2 separate regions of the Homo sapiens genome follow, and region 1 is linked to region 2. Evidence: chromatin loops called from intact Hi-C (ENCODE). Cell type or tissue: PC-3. All regions are shown on one strand. Links, peaks and the distances in the headings refer to the core of each region. The heading gives the core; the rest is flanking DNA. Region 1 overlaps KCNQ5 (potassium voltage-gated channel subfamily Q member 5). Region 2 overlaps KCNQ5 (potassium voltage-gated channel subfamily Q member 5).

The links. Peaks named below come from ENCODE experiments on the same cell type or tissue, not always from the same donor. Only the 100,000 strongest peaks of a DNase experiment are listed, where the experiment ranks them.
Region 1: it touches region 2 in a loop (6-fold over the local background); 1 of 110 quality-filtered maps calls a loop at or near these places.

The regions. Positions count from the first base shown.
Region 1 is chr6:73,070,319-73,075,710 of GRCh38, reverse strand. The region is part of intron 3 of KCNQ5 (potassium voltage-gated channel subfamily Q member 5); the gene reads right to left. Among named protein-coding and RNA genes, the nearest start is that of KCNQ5-AS1, 70 kb to the left of the region's middle. In PC-3, for the core only: a CTCF peak has its summit at 2,260; DNase peaks (open chromatin) are centred at 1,320 and 2,290; H3K27ac peaks cover 2,679 bases.
Region 2 is chr6:72,961,600-72,966,991 of GRCh38, reverse strand. The region is part of intron 1 of KCNQ5 (potassium voltage-gated channel subfamily Q member 5); the gene reads right to left. The region is part of intron 3 of LOC105377855 (a long non-coding RNA gene); the gene reads left to right. Among named protein-coding and RNA genes, the nearest start is that of MIR4282, 3.5 kb to the left of the region's middle. In PC-3, for the core only: a CTCF peak has its summit at 2,709; a DNase peak (open chromatin) is centred at 2,871; H3K27ac peaks cover 2,182 bases.

The DNA.
Region 1 (5,392 bases), core at 331-5,330, 110 kb before region 2:
ACCCAGAGAGCCAAAGAGAGTTACCACTCTTGGCAGCTGTTGGAAACAAGAAGGAACTAAATGTGTTGACACTGACACCAAAGACATATTTTAAGTGAATAAAGGCCAGTTGCAAAACAGTATGTACAATGTGATTTTATTTTAATAGAAATATATATTAGTATATGACTAGGAAAAAAATTTGAGACTAGGCTGGGCGCAGTGGCTCACACTTGTAATCCCAGCACTTTGGGAGGCCAAGGTGGGCGGATCATGAGGTCAGGAGATCGAGACCATCCTGGCCAACATGGTGAAACCCTGTCTCTACTAAAAATACAAAAATTAGCTGGGTGTGGTGGCACGTGCCTGTAATCCCAGCTACTTGGAAGGCTGAGGCATGAGAATCCCTTGAACCCAGGAGGCGGAGGTTGCAGTGAGCCAAGATCGTGCCACTGCACTCCAGCCTAGCGACAGAGCAAGACTGCGTCTCAAAAAAAAAAAAAAAAGTGAGACTATACGCTGATTATTACTATTAATTATTTCTAAAGGGAGTGAGCTGAAGTGAATATATGCATAAAGGGGCTTTTCACTTTGTAAATTATTAATTTCTGTATGTTGGAAGTTTATAACAACGACTATGTCTTTGCAATTAAAAAAACTTTATAAAAAGAGTTATGTGCAAACACATCTCTTGGTTTTCATCATGTTGAGGGATTTACTCCTGAGACTAGTGGTTTACAAACAGACATTACTTATATGACCCTGTTGGACATACATTTTGCTTTTATTTCATTGTAATCTTGCTTTCTCCCAAGTGTAGAAAGAAAAGAAAAAGATATACTACCTCATTTACTATGCTAAAATATTGGAAATACTAGAAATAAGTACATGGCTAGTAGGGGTGCAGAAAATACTACACTTAAAACTTACTATGTGCTTGGCATTTTCTTCAGTTCTAAGGTTTTTTTTTTTTTTTAATAAACATTACCTTATTTAATCCTTACAATGACTTTATGTGTTAGGTATCCCACAGATCCCATTTTACAGATGAAAAAAGCGAGGCAGAAAAAGCATATATTGTATTCATTTTTAAAAAAACTCAGCTATCGGTTTGTTAGACTACAGCACAAAAAGTATGCTATAAAGTTAGTTCATTAGAGAAAACCTAGAAAAGTAAGAGAAAGATTGTTGATTTGAGACAATTTAAAAAATTATGCACACAGTGAATCACAATCTAAATGTTTGAAGTTCCAAAATATGCAAAGGTAACCACAGATTTGATTTAATACCCTCATTGTAATTCAGATCAGACGAGAAAGTTAGAGTTCAGTAAACTGAAATCATAGATGAGCAACCAAATGGCAAACAGTGAGTGCAGTCACAAAAATGTTTCTGGTTGGGTTACAGTCATCCACTGGAATTTTGCTGTCAGTACCACCTAGACTATTTCCTAGGCTAGTATTTTACAAGTTATGAGTAGTCTTTATTTTTACTTCTATTTATGTATTTACTATTTTTGTGATCTACTATTTCATAGAATGGTGGTTCCACAGTGTTTTATCATTGTTTTGTTCACAATTGTATCCTGAGTACCTAGAACAGTGCCTGAAATATAGTAGGCACTCAATAAATATTTAAATAAGATAAATTAGATTAAAAAACACTTAAAAGTTGGCTGAGCTTTGTTCTCTTACCACATCAATGGCTTGTTGACTGGGATATCAACCTAAAATACTCAGGTTAATCAAAGGATCACTTCAATTTCTAGCACTGAATTCTATAGCAACATAATTGTTATAGCTATCATCCATTAGAGTTTATTTTAAAATCTCCCTATTATTTAAAGTATATGCATATATATTAAATTGGGGGAGTAGCTTAAGCTGTGCAGTTAGTTAATTGTCTAAAATATTTTTTGAAACATAGGAAGCTTGTTTTTAGTGAAGATAACACATTTTGGTGTAAGGTAGAAACTATGGACAGCCCTTGAAGCTCACTGGCTTCAGGTTCATTTGTTTATCCATTTATGTATTAAGTAGTTAATTGACTGTCAAGAATTATATTAGACACTTGTATTAAAAATGAATATTCAATCATTCATCTGACCATCCATCCATCACAATTATTGATCAAGTCCCTACTATGTACCAGGCACTGTGCTAAATGTTTTATATACATCAATGATTCCGAATGGGGACAATTTTGCCTCCCTGGGACATTTAGCAATGTCTGGAGACATTTTGCATTGTCATAGCTGGGAAGGGGGTTGCTACGAGCATCTAGTGGTAGAGACTAGGGTTGCTGCTAACCATCCTACAATGCCCAGGACAGCCTCCAGAACAAAGAATGACTCAGCCCCAAATGTCAATAGTGCCAAGGCTGAGAAACCCTGATGTACATTATTTTATTTAATTCTTCAAGCCAACCTATGTAGTAGATGATATTATAACCTTCTCTTTCTTATAAATGAAGAAATTGAGGCTCATAGTGGTCAAGTCACTAACATGCATAAGTGGTTGAGCTGGCCCTTACTTGACTCCAAAGCTGTGTCCTTAAGAATTATGGTATACCACTCCATCCAGGGTGGGATAGGGATGGAGGAGGAACAGAAAGGGGGAGGCTATGAAAGCAGGTGGATAATAAATCAGGAATAAATTGTTATCGCATAAAGCATTCAGAGAAGAGAAAAGTGCAGGGAGGAGAAAGCAGAAATAAAATGATGCTGAAAAACAGATGGTACTTTTATGGCTGCTTCAAGAGAAAATGGGGCTAGAGAAAGAAATAGAACTGCTAATAAACAAGGAGGAGCTCTAAGTCACATGAATAAAAAAAAAAGCATGTAATCCAGAACTCTTAAAATCTACCTCTCTCAAAGGAAACAAATTAGAACAAGTTGGGAAGTAGTGAAGAAAGAGCTATTGATTATAAGCAGCCCAGTAGAAATGTGAAATATAGGTTTACAAGGTATTAGGAAGTAGGTTCACTAATTTACTGCATCACTTAGAATGATTTACACATGAATTCTTGAAATTTGAGGTGACTGCAAAGATTTGAACAAAATAAATACCATAATGATATTTAAGACACATAAGGACTGTGAAAGAGCTTATTTTTAGATGCCACTGGAACTTTGCTCAAGTATTATTTAGTCAGCAAAATCAATATGAATTGATCACCATGGACCCTGTCTAAAAGGTGTTAGTCACTGAAATACCAAAAAGCCTTCATTATTTACATCCAAAGCTTCCCTATTGTGAACTCAAGGATTGGGTTAGAGCAAGGCCAATTGTACATCTGAACCTGATGGACTGTGTTTTGTTGCTACAATTACACTGCATAATGCATGTATTAGAAAGTATAACATGGCTCAATGTAAAATCACAATGAAAAGAACTAAATCATCTGGATCAAACAAAGCATGGTTGAACACTTTCAAACTAGTAGTTATAAGGACAGATAAACCCTCTCGAGGTAAGTAAGCCACAAAGAGGGTATATCTTGACTTCTAGAAACTGTCTGGAGACTTCAGGCTTTTAAAATTTTTGTAAATTAAAAGTTATTCTATAGTCTCAGAAAGTTTTCCCTAATAACTAACATAAATTTACCTCTTTCCCTTTAAACTCACTTCATCTTGTTCTCTCTGAGACAATCAGAAGTACGACAAATACAATGTTCTTGATGTTTATATCCCCCTCTCCCACCACATTTTTTTGTTCCAGTTTTTTGAATTATTCTAGTGGCCTCACTATAAGCTAAGTTTTGAATAATTTTAATAAAATATACACTTTAAAGTTATAAAGTAAAATATCAAAACAATACAAATGTATATAAGGTAGGACACTAATTTATTTAATTAACCAATTACTTATGCTATAGTTTGGATATTTGACCTCCAAATATCATGTTGAAATGTGATCCCCAGTGTTAGAGGTGAAGCCTAATGGGAGGTGTTTTGGTCATGGGGGAGGATCGCTCATGAATGGCTTGGTACCGTCCTTGAAGTAATGACTGAGTTCTGGCTCTGTAAGTTCCCTTAAGATTTGGTTGTTAAAAAGAAAATGGCACTTATGTCTTGCTTCATCTCTCGTCATGTGATCTCAGCACATGTTGGCCCCACTTCACCTTCTGCCATGAGTGGAGGCAGCCTGAGGTTCTCACCAGGAGCAGATGCAGGCACCATGCTTTTTGTACAGCCTGCAGAACTGTGAGCCACATAAACCTACTTTCTTTATGAATACCCAGCTTTGTGTATTCCTTTATTATAAAACAAATAGACTAAGACACTTATTAATGAATTTTTAGGTTACTTTTGGTTTTGCTATTAAAATGATGCTGAAACGAATAGTCCTGTACATTTATTTTTAGGATAAGGAATTTAAGGCTAAATTTCTTGAGACTGAATTCTTGGCATATTTTGATTTGTGATTGATATCAAGATGCCTTCAAAATGATGGTACCAATTCTCACTAACAATGTATGGAAACACTTATTTCTCTCTCCTTGCTAATAAAAAGGAATGCTAATAATAATAAAAATAGTACTAGTAAATCTAATGTTTACTGTTCACTATGTGATAGACATGGTTCTAAGCACACTCATTTATTACCTGGGATATTATAAGTCTTCAATCTTTGCAAATACAGTGGGAAAAACAAAACCATCCCCCTCCTGTTTTAGATGCCTGGATTTCATGTCATTTTTAAGTCACAGAAGTTAAGTTATCTAGAATGACTTTGTCCAACCAAGATTATAAAAATATTTTCCTATATTTTATTTTGGCACACTTACATCCTTATTTAGTTAATGAATTTATGTTTACTATTCAGAATAGTCTTTGTGGTAAAGGTAGCTAGCTGTCTACCACAGATATGTGCTTCCCTTCTAAGGTACAGCATTATCTCTGAGAAGTGGTTGCCCATCTAGAGGTCTCATTTCCCGGGACCCCTTGCTTCTGGGTGAGATGAGGTGACTAATTCTAGTTAATGAAGACGAATGGAAATGATGTATGCCACTTCCCAGTTGAGGGCAAGCACATATGGCTTATCACTTTCTCTTTTTCTATGTCAGTTGCAGTTTGGTACTAAGAATGCCCTTAGAAACCATGTGCTGAAGATGGCAGTGCTTTTGTCAGCCTGGGTTCCTGAATAACTGCATGGAACAGAGCCTTTACCATATACCCCAACCCCAAACAAAGAACACCTTCATTGGACTATTACACAAGTAAGAAATAAACTTCTATTTTATTTAGTTACTAGAATTTGGAGATTTATATAATAACTAAGCATTACTCTAACTTATACAATCATTAGTTTTAACGGAATTTTTGTTTGTCTCTGTGGTGAAGTAGAGAACTAATCTTACTTTTTATCCCATATGAAAGTCAATTTTCCCAATACCATCTAAATAAAAACTC
Region 2 (5,392 bases), core at 65-5,064:
ATATCTTCCTCTGACTTCTGTAAGATATATTTTAAAAACTCAGTCCACATTCCTTAATTCCTCCAACTCCCTCCAGAAACAACAGGTCTTCAAGGTGTAATTGGGTAACTTTTATTGAAATCAGCTGTTGGTAGTCCCTGGCAACCATATGTGCCAGTTATTGAGTCACAGAGGAAGTGCTGGGTTCCTGAACACAGTCTGTATGGAGTAAATTCTCGAAGCATTTGGCCCTATCTCACAATGCCTCTCACTTTGCCCTGCTCATGATCCAGTCATGGATTTTAAATTGAACCCATGTTTCTGTTTCCATACTGAAAGTTAAGTTTTAGCATAAATATTTGAGGGTCACCACAAATTTAAGAGGATACCTTTCAAAATATGCTTTTCTTTTTTTTCTCTCTCTCTTTTTCTTTCTTTCTTTCTTTGATGGAGTTTCACTCTTGTCACCGAGGCTGAAGTGCAGTGTGGTGATCTTGCCTCACTGCAACCTCTGCCTCCCGGGTTCAAGAGATTCTCCTTCCTCAGCCTCCTGAGTAGCTGGGATTACAGGCGCCTGCCACCATGCCCAACTATTTTTTTTTTTTTTGTTATTTTTAATAGAGACAGGGTTTCACCATGTTGGCCAGGCTAGTTTCGAACTCCTAACTTCAGGTGATCCGCCCGCCTTGGCCTCCCAAAGTTCTGGGATTACAGGCATGAGCCACCACACCTAGCCTGCTTTTCTTTTTATAATACAAAAACAAAATAACATTTTTGATTCGAACCTTATTGGGAATATTTGACTGCTAGTCATAAACTGCCTAAACTAATAAATAACAAAGTAATATATTTATGAGACAGCAACAAGAAATTCTTCTTGGGCTCAGGATGATATCTCAAAGTAATAAAAATATATGCTATCTTCTGTATTTGGCTTCAGGACCTGATGGTGGTGGATGGTGGGAAGTGCTCTAACTCGACTGGAGGCAGCACCTCCCCTTCTGCTCCAGCACACGGCCTTGGGCAGGCACTTTAACCTCCCTGGGACTGGCATCTCTCTTCTGTAAAACCAAGAGGTTGATCTGCATAAACACAAATAGCACTTCCACATATGTCCAAATCCATGACAATATTATTCCAGGTAAAAATGTGCAGCAGATCCTCTTACACATAGACAAAGTGGGCCATTCTGTTTTACAAATAGCACTTTTCAAGCAATGTGACTTTTTTGTGCTTAACCCAGTAATGAGCATTTCCTAAAAATTTAAATGCTAATAAGATAAACCTTAATAGCAACTTGATTGTGGAAGTTTGGATTTAAAAATAAAATAGATAATAACTCTGGAGATGACAGGACCACTTTTCTCCTCTAAATTGTTTGATGCTGTGGGTCAGTGGATAGGAAAACAATAAGAACATCTGCTCAGATGACACACTTCACATTCCCGATGAGGCCATAATAGTTCACGATGAAATGTTGAGAAAATGGCTTCTAGGAAAGAAAAAAACAGAAGGAGATACAGCCATTTCTCATTATTTGCAGTGGCAGTTATGTTCTGTAAAGTCACTACAAACACTGAATTAGTAAATACCAAGCCATTGCTCGTAGGGATATACAGGACTAAGTCCCCAGGAGCCTCTGGTCTCATCAGTTTTATCAACTTATCAATACATATTATTGTTTTACCTGTGCTTCCATTTAATGATACGTTATTTAATATTGTTGATTCACTAATGTTGAACTCACAGCCAAGAGCACTGTAACTCATGCCTGAAAGAAGCTTATCTAACCAACTGTGTTTTCTCCAAGAGGCTCATCACAGCCTTCTTGTGCTTTGGAACAGTAGACAGCACTTCAGCACTACTCTTGGGGCCAATTTTAAGTGGTGAAATTATCAACAAAAAGCACAAAAGGCTGAGCATGCCTGTAACCCCAGCACTCGAGGCCGAGGTGGGAGGATCACTTGAGACCAGGAGTTTGAGACCAGCCTAGGAAACGTAGTGAGACCCAATTTCTACAAAATAAACAAATAGATAAATAAAACGTAAACCAAAAAAGAATTTTTTTTTAAAAAAAGCACGAAAATGTGAAAAACAGCAGAAAATAGGTCTTGCAAGGGACACATGTTTACAGTGTGAGTGCTGAAACAAGAAGACAAGAGTGTCAGTTTGTTCAAACTCAGTTGAGAACCCGAATGTTGGGAGACTAAAATTTTTTTGTTGCTCTGTAAAGGGCCACAAAGGTGCCATAGGTGTTATTTCACCTCATAAATACATTTTTAGTGGGTTAGCAAATTTGCAAACATGGAATACACTAATAATATTGAGGATCAACTCTGTATAAATTACATATAAATTTCAAAATATGTAAAATTCTAAGTATCATAACTTTTTTATTTAAAAAGCAAAGAATGGTATTGCTGTTATTAAATTATATAAGAGATGATCTTAAATGAATATTTTCTTGTAATCACCAAGGATAGGAAATCAATAAGGTATTTATAGTTCATATACAAATAATGTCTTTCTGTACCCTAAGGCATATTTTCACTATGAATAAAGGTGGTTTGTTTTAGAATCAACAAATAAACAGAATTACAACATGAAAACCTATGAAGGCTGCAAATATTCTTAGAAACTTGAGAGTAATGAGGCTTGTTCCTACTATTGATTAATACAAAACATTTGACCAGATCTCTATAATAATCCACATGAAATTGCAAGGGTCATCCAGAGGAGTAAAGTGAGCAGCTTAAATGATGCCATCATTTTTAATGTTTGATAACTTACATTTAAAAGTCTATCAGGGCACAATTACGTTTACTGAGTACACTGATTGAATAAATACAAAGCTGCCAAGAAACTCACTGGCTTGAGAACTAATGTTGTAAAAGTGGTCAAGACAGCATTGCTATGATTCATTTAAGTAAATATTCATTTTTAAAAAATTTTCTCAAGCAAAAGAAAATTGTGAGACCTCAAACAAGGCACTGAAACTCATCATGACTGACTTCACAAAAAAATATACGAAGCTCACCATCTTAAAAATAAAATCTGTGGACTGAGTGAGTTGGCTCTTACCTGTAATTGCAGCATTTTGGGAGGCCAAGGCAGGTAGGCCAGGAGTTCAAGACCAGGCTGGTCAACATGGTGAAACCCTTCTCTACTAAAAAATACTAACAATTAGCCAGATGTGGTGGTGTGCGCCTGTGGTCCCAGCTACTCAGGAGGCTGAGGCACGAGAATTGCTTGAATCTGGGAGGTGGAGGTTGCAGTGAGCCAAGATCACACCACTGCACTCCAGTGTGGGCAACAGAGTGAGATTCTATCTCAATAAATAAATAAATAAATAAATAAAATAAAAGCTGTGATTAATAGCTATAGCAATCTAAATGAAGGTTTCCAACTCAGTTTTTAACATGAATGTTTTCTATTATACTATCATTTAAGCAATGTATATTTATTTGCTAAACAATACTCCTTTCCAGATTTTAGGCATTTTCATGTATTAGAAATGCAGATATCAATTGATTTTCTATGGCATTTAGTAAGATAAAATAGTCATAAATTAAAATAAATAATACACTTAATTCCAGTAAGACTGAGGTTTGTTCAGTGAAAAACAGGTGCTAAAATATATTAGCCAAATCATATTTTGACTCAAGCTTAAAATAGAACATTTGCAAGTATGAATTCCGTATATGCAGCCCATGTATTGCACTGGCCAAGCAAAGAGGGTTTTTTTCCATCTCCATTGGATAATGTTCTACTTTTTAGCAAGCAAAGCTAAGGAGCCATTTAAAATATTTTACTTTAGACCTGAAGTTTAAACTCTTATCACTGCCTTCAAAGGAAACTCACTCTAAAATGTCTGAAAATACTTGTCACATAAACTCAACCAACTGCAGAATGTTTTTTCTTTTGTAAATATGTAAATTAACTTAGTGCTTTATTTATTTATTTATTTTTTGAGAAATGAGGCTCTTTCAGCTTATAAACATTAGAACTAGGATTAAACCATTTTTTTCCTCTGAGAAGTATGAGATATAAATCTCATTAATTTAGAGGAAATAAAGAATCAAGAGTGTCTTTAAATGCATCTAAATCCTCAGGTAACAAAATTCCTAAATGAAAGATAGGTGTTGATTGTAGCTGGGCATTGCATAATAGCAAGCATAAGGTCCTTTGCAGAGGGACAGTGTGTGGCCTTGAGAAGCAAGTAAATTGTCTCCATCCAGTCCTGGCTCCAGTGGCCTCACAACTGGATGCTGCCATTGGTTCCCTATTAGTCTCTCTGGCTCCACTTTTTCTCTGCTGCCACACAGTCTATAAATTACTCCTGAATTCCTCCTTATTTCAGTTCGGTTTCCATCTCTAACAACCTTCAGTGATTCTCTATGTCCCTCTGGACTAAACAGAGTTTCAGCTGCCTTTCAAGGCCACCATGCATGACCCAGACATGGCTTCTCTCTCTGTTCTGAGCTTAGTGATTTATTTTACTTATTAATTTTAAAAAATTTCAGTAGCTTTAGGTGTACAGGTGGTTTTCAGTTATATGGATGAATTGTATGGTAGTGAAGTCTGGGATTTTAGTGCACCCATCACTTGAGTAATGTATGTTGTGCTCAGTGGGTAGTTTTTCATCCCTCAGTCCTCTCTCTCCTGCATCTGAGTCTCTGATGTCTATTTTATCACTCTGTATGCCTTTGCATACCTATAGCTTAGCTCCCATATATATATATATGTATATATATATGTGTGTATATATATATGTGTATATATATATATATGTGTGTATATATATATATATGTATATATATATATATATATTTAGAGAAACAAGGTCTCACTCTGTCACCCAGGTTAGAGTGCAGTGGCATGATCTTGGCTCGCTGCAAACTCTGTCTCCCAGGCTCAAGCGATCCTCCTGCCTCAGTCTCCCAAGTAGCTGGGACTACAGGTGCACACCACCATACCCAGTTAATTTTTTGTACTTTTTGTTGATACGGGGTTTCACCATGTTGCCCAGGCTGATCTCAAACTCCTGGACTCAAGGGATCTGCCCGCCTTGGCCTCCCAAAGTTCTGGGATTACAAGTGTGAGCCAACCCACCTGGCCTTGGCTCCCACTTACAAGTGAGAACATGTGGTTTTAGGTTTTCCATTCCTGAGTTACTTCACTTACAGATATAATCTCTCTGTTCTCCTCTGTCAACCTCTTTTCTCCACATGCACAATTACCTGAATGGATTTCATCATTTTCAAGCTCATTTGTTCATCCTTTCTGAAGTCCACACCTGAAATGCTTTATCTTCTCGTCTCAGCCCGTCCAAATCCCCACCAACCCTGCCTTCCCCAGTCCACCCAACTTTTTTTTTTTTTTTTTTTTTTTGAGACGGAGTCTCGCTCTGTCA